Regions from separate parts of the Mus musculus genome. Here region 1 is linked to region 2. Evidence: chromatin contacts called from ENCODE Hi-C or POLR2A ChIA-PET data. All regions are on one chromosome and are shown on one strand. Each heading gives the region's core, a stretch centred on a gene start or an enhancer-like site at or near the end of the contact. The rest is flanking DNA. Distances are from core to core; before and after follow the strand shown.

Region 1 (4,748 bases), core at 616-3,115, 270 kb before region 2:
CAGGCTAACCCTAAAAATCCTCAGTTTTCTTTCTCACTCCGGAGCTAGTTCGATCAGGAAGCCTACATGGCAATCAAGGATTATCCGGAAAGCTTAACAACCTCAAGAAGCATGTACCATGAGCAAAATACTCTGGAACCACAACATCCCAGAATTGCATAAGCAGGATGGCAGCCTGCTGGGGAAACCGGGAGGCATATGTGTGGGAGGGCCCTGTCTTGGGTAGATACAGAACAAAAGCTGAAAAGTAAACGCATAAATAAGAGCTAAGCAAAGAGAAGACTTGAGTTGGAAGAACAGAGTGAAGAAAATATTCCTTACATGGGCAACAATGTTGCAGTCCATAGGATGGGGAATGCCTTCCCAAGCCCTTCTGTGTTTGCCAACATTCAGTTATAGAAGCTCTTTGTGAATGGATTTATGGTGAGAAAAAAAAAATTTAGAGGTGGAAATTATCTTTATAATAAACGTGTTAATTGTGTTACTACCGATGAAGAGATATAACCTAACCACATTACCCATCAAGGGACTAGAGCACAAATAGATTAAGCAATTTTAAAGAATAATTAGAACAGCTATGAATTCAATGAATATCTCTTTAATGATACCTAGTACTTTACACATTGAGACTGCAACCCTGGAAGGAAAAATAATTCCAATAGTAGATAAAAATTCTTGCTGCCAAGGATCTTACAATCTACTAGGAGCTTACTCGTGTAGCAGAGTTCTTAAGAAAGAAGACAGTAATGTCCTTGACAGGCCTCAGAAGGTAGTTTATGACAGAATGAGAATCAACGTCATCTAATTCCAAAGGAATTGCAATTTCATTTTTGCTGTGAGGATAATGGTAATGGGACCACAAATTCCTAGCACTCCAGCCAAGAGCTTTATCACTGAGCTATATTCTCATCCCCCCCCCCAAATTTCATTTATTGACAGTCTATGGATGAGGTCCACTCTTTCAGTGATACAAAGAAAAGAAGGGTGGGTGGCTCCAGCAGTAACCTTTTACTTTAAGTGAATAGATTCCTATCTTTTGATATCTCCATGCAGAGGGCAATGTCCAGCTCAGGTTAGTCAGATGACAAGCTCTGACCTGCACAATGGCCAGTGTGAAATAGCTCCCTCTCCAGTGTGATGAGTCTTACCCCTCCACTAGTATCTCTTAGGCTGTATCAAAATTCAGAGCTGAACCTTAAATTATTCTGAGCTAGTGAGGGGGTTGTATTTCTTAGCCCTAATAACCACTTAGAAACTAGTAAAATTTAATTCCCTCAAGGCACCCATCCCGACAGAAGCCCTCCCCAAGGGCACTACTGAGGGGGCAGGTGTTGAAGTATTTTGGATGACTCAGACACCTGTTTCCAAATATTATCTAACTAAGCTTCGCCCCCTTCTCTTTGAGCTCTCCTCAAGGCTTCGGTCTGGGGACTCTGGAGCCTATTCCAATGGGTAAACCGAAGTCTCTCCCTGCCTCCTATGCTGCAAATGAGGTACCCTGCATGAAAAAGGCAGTAGATGGGCCCAACAGTACCTTGAGCCAGAACTAGGTGCGAAAAGTCCAGTTCTGACTCAAACCAGACCTTTAAAGGGGACGCATGCCATGATCCTGCAGAAGATCTGAAAGGCAAGGGTCCGGCACAGCTGTGACACCTCACCTGCACTTCTGCTGACTCGCGCGATTATGAGCAGCACTATCCCAAACACAGGCCCCGGGGAAACCATGTTTGTGAAGATCCTGATTAACCCGCCGAATTCAGGAAGAGCCCCTATGCGGGGGCGGGGACAGGGCAGAGGCGTGGTCTTGCGTAGTGGGCGGGGCCTGGGAGGGTCTACCTATCGGGCCCCACCCTCAAGCCTTCAGTACGCGAAACCATCAGCGGCGCGGCGCGGCGCGGCGCAGGGCGCTCCCCTCCCGGCCTCCGTAGTTAAAAAAAAAAGAAAAAAGAAAAAAGAAAAAAAAAAACGGTTACCCAGCAACGAGATAAAACACTGGAACCATCCGCACCAGCTTGAAGAGAAAGAAGAGGTGAGGCAGTTTCCCCCACTCCCTCTCCAATGTGGAGGCTTCGCCATTTTCCTTCGTGCCGTAGTCTCTCCGCATCTCCAATACTCCCGCAACTCCTGGACCAGACAGAGAGCCTGGCAAGCCCTTTCTCGGAGAATCTGGAACGCTAGGTCTTTGGCGTCCCGCCCACGGTTTGACCTGCTTCCCCTCGACAGCCTGTCCTCCCCCGCCCGGTTCAGGGCTTTACACAGCTCTCAAGATTCGATATCTAATCTGCTGTTTGTGGCCAAAAGAGAGAAAGGGAAGAGACTCCACAGGTTAGGCCTTGTTAAACCTCTAGTCCTCCAGCCTCGACCCCAACCAGCGCCGCCTTTGTGCTTCTTGGGGGAGGCAGAGGGAGCACACGCCCAGACCCGAAGCTCTCTTTTCTCAATAATCAAATCCTATGTCAGCCACCTTTAAGCCAGTCCTCGAATAATAAGATAAAAGAAGGCCTGAGAAAACCAGAAAATAAGATTCCCCAAACATCAAAAGCTGACTCCCAAATACACGACCTCCCCTTTCACAATCCCTCATCAGAAAGCAGAGGCACTTGAGAACATGCTTCAAAAGTTGGGGCTGAAAAACAAGTGAAACTATTCAACAAATTATAATAATTTCTAGAACGACTAGATTTTTGTTTGCTTGCTTGCTATTTGTTTGATTTTTGGGTTTTTGAGGCAGGGTTTCTCTGTTTAGCCCCTGGCTGTCCGGAAACTCACCCTGTAGACAAGGCTGACCTTGAACTCACAAAGACCCACCTACCCTTGCCTCCCAAGTACTGCACTTGAAATAGTTTCTTCTCAGCAATGTAAAGGGGATTGTTTATACCAGCTTCTCAGCAATCATTGTCTCTTCAATACTGTGGGCTTGCAACATCTACCCTCACCTCTTAAGGACAGAAAAACAAAGTACTTAATCTAGTGAAAACTGTGGTTCTCTAACTTTGAAAATATGTATTTGTCTAATTTAATGGATCTGGATTTATGATACTATAATTCACAAAGCATAGTGTTTATCCACCAGGCTGGCTCTAATCGCCGCACTTGGGAGACAGAGGCAGGTAGATCTCTGAGTTAGAGGGCAGCCTGGTCTACATAGTTACAGAACAGCCAGAGCTATGTTGAGAGACTCTGTCTCAGAAAACAAACAAAATAGTTCAGTGGTAGAATTCAAAACTCTAGGAGAAAAGGATAGACGTGGTGGGGTGAATTTGGTGTTCATTTATTTAGTATGTGCATGTGTATGGGCACGGCCTCCATGATGTCGTCAGCCTATGGAAGTCAGAGAACATTTTGTGAGAGTCAGTTCACTTCGGCCACAATAGGATGTGCGTGGATTTGATTCAGATCTACTGAGATAGAGAGAGCACCAGGACCTAGATTGTGTGACTTTTTTCTTTTTAAAGTCCAAAATATGGTATGTGTGTTTGAGAAATGATTTGAGTCGTGATAGTGAGTTGGTTTGTGAAACTTGTGATTATATAATTTAAATTAGGCACTTTTTACTGAATCTTTAGGTACCATATAGGCAATTCTTTCCGAGGAGATGTCGATTCCTTTCTCCAACACCCACTACCGAATTCCACAAGGATTTGGAAATCTTCTTGAAGGGCTGACACGGGAGATTCTGAGGGAGCAACCGGACAATATACCAGCTTTTGCCGCAGCGTATTTTGAGAACCTTCTAGAGAAAAGAGAGAGTAAGCTCTTTTAAAAAAAAAAATAGGAATTTTAAAATAAACTAAGCATTTCATTATGGTAAAACTTAAGATTGAGGAATATACATGTCTTCAGCCTGTGACCACCATGTACGTGCAAACACATATCTAGCACTACACACACACACACACACACACACATACACACACACACACACACACACACACGGGAGCATGAAAACATACACACATACAAAAAAGAAAAAAAGAACATTAAAAATCATGGTCATTGTGCAGAAAGCCTTTATAAGGCCAGTGGTTGCAAGTACGGCTCTTACTGTTTGCAACAGGCTGTGACAGTTCAGTACCCTGCCATTCTCTCTGTATTTCTCACAGATGCAGTATGGAAGGACCCTATTCTCAGGCAACCCTGCTAGCTCACTGCCTGTTCTTCCTGAGAGGATAATTTGCAGTTTTCTTTAAATTTTGATTCTTCTCATTTGAAAGTATCATAAGTGTTATAAAAATAATTTAACACTCCCTAGATTAAATAAACCGGGTTTCGCTGGGGTATATGAAACTGTTCTTCAACGAAGGCACAGAAACAAACTGCTTTGGCAAGTGAATTGCCAGCTGGGAAGGTAATTTACATTCTATGTACTTTCCAGGTCCCATCCTGCACAGAGACTAAGGTTCATGCTAGCAGTGACTTTGATTTTAAGCCAAAGTGAAGTTCCTATACTTCCTTTGTACGATGTACAAATCCCAGCCTTGACGATTCATGAATATGAGGATCTGGCTCACAGGTCAAAGGGGGAAAGAACAATTATCATCATGTTTGTGCTGAAAACCTACTCTTGCCTGGAACAATCATAGTATAGAAGGTTTGTTACCATTACTTTAGGCAAAGTAGACTGGAAATACCCCTAAGCAAACAGATGTTCCTTCATAAATCATTTTACAGAGAGAGGAAACCCAGGACACAGATAGAATCCAAATAACTCACACACACTGAACAGCTCCACCTCCTGTCCCTTGTGA
Region 2 (4,999 bases), core at 2,350-4,849:
GCAGATGCTTTTTAGAAAAACTGAGTGCCATTTGTGATGCCATTTACACTGAAATGCTACTGCAAAAACCTGGCCTGCCCAGCAAGCTGGAGAACCATTCTAGTTCTTCTAGTTAGAAAGGTTACCTTTGGAAATGGAGAGAGAGGAAGAATGACGGATAGCATTTTGGTCTGCTTTTAGGACATCAACCAAAACACTGGTTAGCTCTGGGTAACCCTGCCCAAACTTGGGGAAGAGGTTAACATGGGTATTACTCATCTGGCTGACTACAGGTTCTTAACACTTTGTTCCTCTAAGAGTTGGAATAGGAGGGTTTATTACTGTTACAGAGCTTCTCCTTGGCACAGGCTCTGAGGAATTAAATATAACCGAGTTTTCTATATTGCTACAACTATGGTTCAGTGAGTCACAAACAGGAGAGTAGTGACCAAAGAGCAAACTTCTCCCTGGTGTTCAACAAACAATTGGTTCTGTGTGAGGTGGACTGCTGCCAAGAACACAAAGACTTGGGGCTTTGTGCAGACAAGATCAGGGATTCCCAGTTGCAGAAAAAGGATTATTTAACTCTGTTGAGGGCTGCTCCAGGACCGGGACTCCACACTCTGCTGTCAGCAGAACTTGGTATTTTACACTTCTGAAGATGTACTTTTCTAAATCAACAGTTCTCTTACTAAACAACCAATCCCAGCCAGGTAGAATATAAGCTTTGTAGAAGAGGTTAGAAAATGAGCTGGATCTCTGATGTGAATTCTCTGGATTTATCAGTTCTTAGAAAACCTCTGGCCTAGCTTTTAATGGAAAATAAAGAATTTGAGGTAAATGTTTGGGGTGGGCAAGGAGCTACTTAGTAGCATCTTTCCCAAATTATGAGTGTGTGTGAGTGTGTATAACTTAATCTCTCTGTCCCCAAGAAGTGACTCTGTTCTGACCATTATCCACCTCAGTGGAGGCAGGATGGGTTTTTTTCTTGCTATTCCATACTATATTTAACCACACCTGGCTTTTTCTTAACATGGTCCTTAATATTAAATTTTGTATCATCTGACTATACCATTCACTGCTTTCCAACTTACATTCATCAATCAATCTCCAGATATTTTTTTTTTCTGAAATGCCTTAAAGATTGTTGTTCCTGACAATGAGTAACTTGTGTTTGTCATTTTTTTCAGCAATTTCAGACCTCCTGGACAATTTGTCCAATGCTCTCACCTTTCAGTTCATTGACTACAAATGGTCGCTTTGCCTGCATGCTTTTCACTATGTTTTGTTCACTATGTTTGTGTCTGGTGCTCACAGAAATGAGAAGAGGGTGCCAGATACCCTGGAAGACCCATTTTCTTATTTCCAGAGTTAGGGGGTCAGAGACTATGCCTAGACTACCCTAACAAGTTGGCTTTGGCCACATGTGCTTGATTAGCCAATTAAAAGTCACATGAATGAAAAGCAGAAATGATTTACTCACTATGGTCACAATGGGAAGAGGGACAAAGAGGTCCAACTTCCAGGGGTCCAAACATGAGGATAAAGTTTAAACAGAAGGCATAATTAAAGAATCCTGGCTAAGGTATGGTTACTGACCCATAATTGTTTCAGCTCCTATCTCCTGCAAGGTGGTCTGATAAGTTATTGGCATTCTGGGACATCTATTTCTGATTTCCAGGAAATAAGTTTCCTATATGGCTAGCACCAGACTTCAGCCTTTTCTTTCTCAAATCATGAGATTTTTTTTTGGGGGGGAGGGAGGTCATAGTGGGGCAATTGTTGTAGCCTCTTAACTAGCCTTTCCCCACTTATTTTTATTTGTCTAATTCTCAAGACAGCATATGGAATTTTTTTTAAAGAAAAAAATTGGTACTCATTAGCTCAGAGTTCTCTGATGGTGCTCCATCTCAACACATTATAGTACTCAACATGCTCTATGTTGAGTACTTGGCATGCTCATCTCCATTCTACCCCTTTCATCCTCTTCTAGTCAGCCTCCTTCACTTCTCCCAGTCAGTCAGTGCTCCCACATTAATGCTCATTCTCTACCCAGAAGACAGTGTGTGTGTGTGTGTTGTATGTGGGGGGTATATAGGTGCCTAGGGAGGCAAAAAGAGGACACTGGATCCACGGAGCTGGAGTTATAGGAGAGTGTGAGCACGTGAGTGCTGGCATATGAACTTTAGTCCTCTGGAAGAGCAGGAAGCAGTCTTAATTAACCATCTCTCCAGCTCCTACCTGGAATCATCCTATACCTGGGTATGATGTTTTGTGACTGTTATTCCAGCCCTTGGGAAGCTGAGGCAGGAGGAACCTGAACTACCTAGGAGATCCCATTAAAAGCTGTGAAACAATCAACTATATACCTAAAACCCTCCCTTGAAGAGTATAAAGGCTTGTTCTATGATCATATATAGTTTCTGTTTAAAAGTAGACTAGTTAAAAAAAGTTGGCAGGGTATATAGTTCTTGACCAGCATGTATGAAGCCCTGGGCTTAACTTCCAGTACTGAGTAAAATGAAATACAAACAAAACTCAAAGATCAACTTCAATTGCCCTAGTGATGTCTTCTCTGGAAATGTCCTATCAATGTCAGTGTAAATTCTCCAATGGATTTTAAATTCTCCAAACAAGGGATCTTTGTTCACTGGGAGTATCTGGAGTAACCAGAAAACATACTGATATATAAAATGCTTGCAATAAGGTATGTTGAAGTAAAGCAGGGTGACACGTGCCTGTAACGGCAGCCATTGGGAAGGCTAAGGCAGGAGGATTGCAAGTTCGAGGCCTGGGCTACACAGTGAGTTCAAGTCCAGCATGGGCAACTTAGTGAGACCCTAACTTAAAAGCAAAATTATTAAGGCAGCTAGGGTTTCCACTGCTGCACTTGCCTAGAATGCCAGAGGCCCTTGGTTCAACCCCCAGCACGAATATACACCTTGAGTAAAATGAGTGTATGTCTTTTGGGTTTAATGAAATATCCCAAGCATTGTTTGGAGTGAGTTGTGATGGTCACACACAAGAACATGTCAAAGGTAATCACGAAATAGCGTTGTAAACCTTAGGGGCTGCATAAAAGCGCAGTCTGGTTGATTGTTGGCTTGGTTTGCTTCTCAAGGATCCACTGGCAACATGTTCTTGCCCAGTGGTTCTCAACCTTCCTAATACTGCGACTCTTTAATACAGTTCCTTATGTTGTGGTGACCTACAACCATAAAATTTGGGTGCGACTTCATAACTGTAATTTTGCTCCTGCTATGAACTGTAATGTAAAATATCTCATTGCAGGATATCTGATATGCGACCCCCAGAGGTAGCGACCCTTAGGTTGAGAACTGCTCTGTCTATTCCCGAGATTTCCTCAGCGGTGAACGCTTACTCGCCTGTTCATCATGTCAGACCTCTCACTTCGAGATTTGAGAAGACTACAGCGCCAGTATCCAAAGAGAGGCCGAGTCTAAGCTCGCTGCCGGATTCAACAACCCGCTCTAGTCCTCCCCAACCAAAGGGCAGGAAGCGGAAGTGACGTAATCCCCGCGCTCGGATTCCCGCCTCCCCAGCCCAAGACGGGTGACAAATGCGGAAGAGGCAGGGCAGGCGTGGGCCCCGGGGTGGCAGTTTGCTGTTTGTCCTTTGCGTAGCAGCCCGCGGAGTTTGAGTCTGTGTGTGAGACGGACCGGATCGCGGCAGGCTCCAGGCTTCACAGGTCTCCTATCCAACTGTTGGAGCCTCACAGGACCCCGCTTTCCTGGCCGGGCTTCAGACGCCCCCCACCTCCTGTGCCCAGGCTTCTTAAGACCCCCGGCTCCTGCCCGGGCCTTAGACTCCCCTCCAGCCCCATGCCGTGGGCCGGCGCTTTTCCACCCGCGGTCATCTCAGACTCAAGCCCTGCCCTTAGCGCCCGCCTATGCTCACCTCTGGGCAGGCTTTCATCTCCCAAGTAAATCCTTGTTTTTTCGTCCTCTCATCTCCGTTCCTTCTAGAAAGTAATTTTTACGCCTTTCCCCCTTGTCTTAAGCCTTGTCCCTCTTTCTCTTTTCTTCTAACCAGAAGTCAATGCCAGGAGGTATGGCGCCCCTCAAGAAGCCTCGGAATCCCACAAAATTGCCCCTGGCTTTAAATCCCACGAAGAGCAAGGACGTTTTGGCAGTGCTGGCTGAGAGGAACCAGGCCATAATACCAGTTGGGGCTTGGGTGGAACCTGCCTCACCAAATTGGTCGGGAATTCCAGCACATGTGAGTGTCAGTTGACCCGGTTACTGTGATCGCTGCCAGCCCTTTTTATTAGCCTTCTCTAAATTTTTGGTACTTAAAGAAAGATGAACTGCTGGAGGATGCTGTTTCCATTCTGATACAGGTTATATTCTTGCGTCAAAATTATACAACAATGATGTGTTTTCCAAAACTTGCTTCATCTTTGGTTGACACAATCAAATATTAACTTAGTTCTTACTACATACCAGCAAGTAGGCTAGTTTACTTCACAAACATGGTTGTTTGCTGTGAATGGCATAGGTACTGTGTACAATTTCCCGACACTGTAACATAAGAAGAATGACAGTTGGTCACTCTTCAAATGTTAAGTAGTTGCTCAGAGTTTATAAGTTTTTAAATGCAGATCCAGGCAAAATGAAAATAAGAAAATAAAAGAAAGAGGTTAATCCTGATAGACTCTGAGGAAGTTGTAAATTCCACGGGGCCAAGGAACTTCTTGTTTATTTTTGTTTTTGGGGTAAACTAGGTCCTTAGGATGTAGTTGTTGAACGAATGAGGAACTATGGTCATTGTCTGTGAAGGAATAGAAATGCTGTACACTCAGGGTAGAAGCATTTCAGATGAAGAAATGCCCTTTCAAAAGTTTACACATGTAAATATTTGATTTAATTTAATTTAATTTTTGATTTAATTTAATTTAATTTAATTTAATGTAAATATTTGATTTATTTACACATGTAAATATTTGATATTTGATTGTAAATATTTGATGTAAATATTTGTTAGTATTTGCTAACAAATG

What was found. A loop is a pair of places that touch in the nucleus more often than their neighbours do. ChIA-PET counts read pairs that join two places held with the same protein, here RNA polymerase II (POLR2A).
Region 1: a map of heart shows a loop between it and region 2 (10-fold over the local background). The contact joins the promoter of Spa17 here to the promoter of Ccdc15 in region 2. A Hi-C loop is called at or near these places in 1 of 37 maps with a recorded cell type or tissue (heart). POLR2A ChIA-PET finds 5 or more read pairs at or near these places in 1 of 5 experiments (Patski).

Annotation. Positions count from the first base shown.
Region 1 is chr9:37,610,837-37,615,584 of GRCm38, reverse strand. Spa17 (sperm autoantigenic protein 17) reads left to right here and starts at 1,865. Exons shown (of 5, transcript NM_011449.2): 1 at 1,865-2,029; 2 at 3,567-3,749. The coding sequence starts at 3,596. It overlaps Siae (sialic acid acetylesterase), which reads right to left and starts at 1,764. Exons shown (of 10, transcript NM_011734.4): 1 at 1,659-1,764. The coding sequence starts at 1,725.
Region 2 is chr9:37,346,957-37,351,955 of GRCm38, reverse strand. Ccdc15 (coiled-coil domain containing 15) reads left to right here and starts at 3,599. Exons shown (of 16, transcript NM_001081429.2): 1 at 3,599-3,922; 2 at 4,033-4,218. The coding sequence starts at 4,039.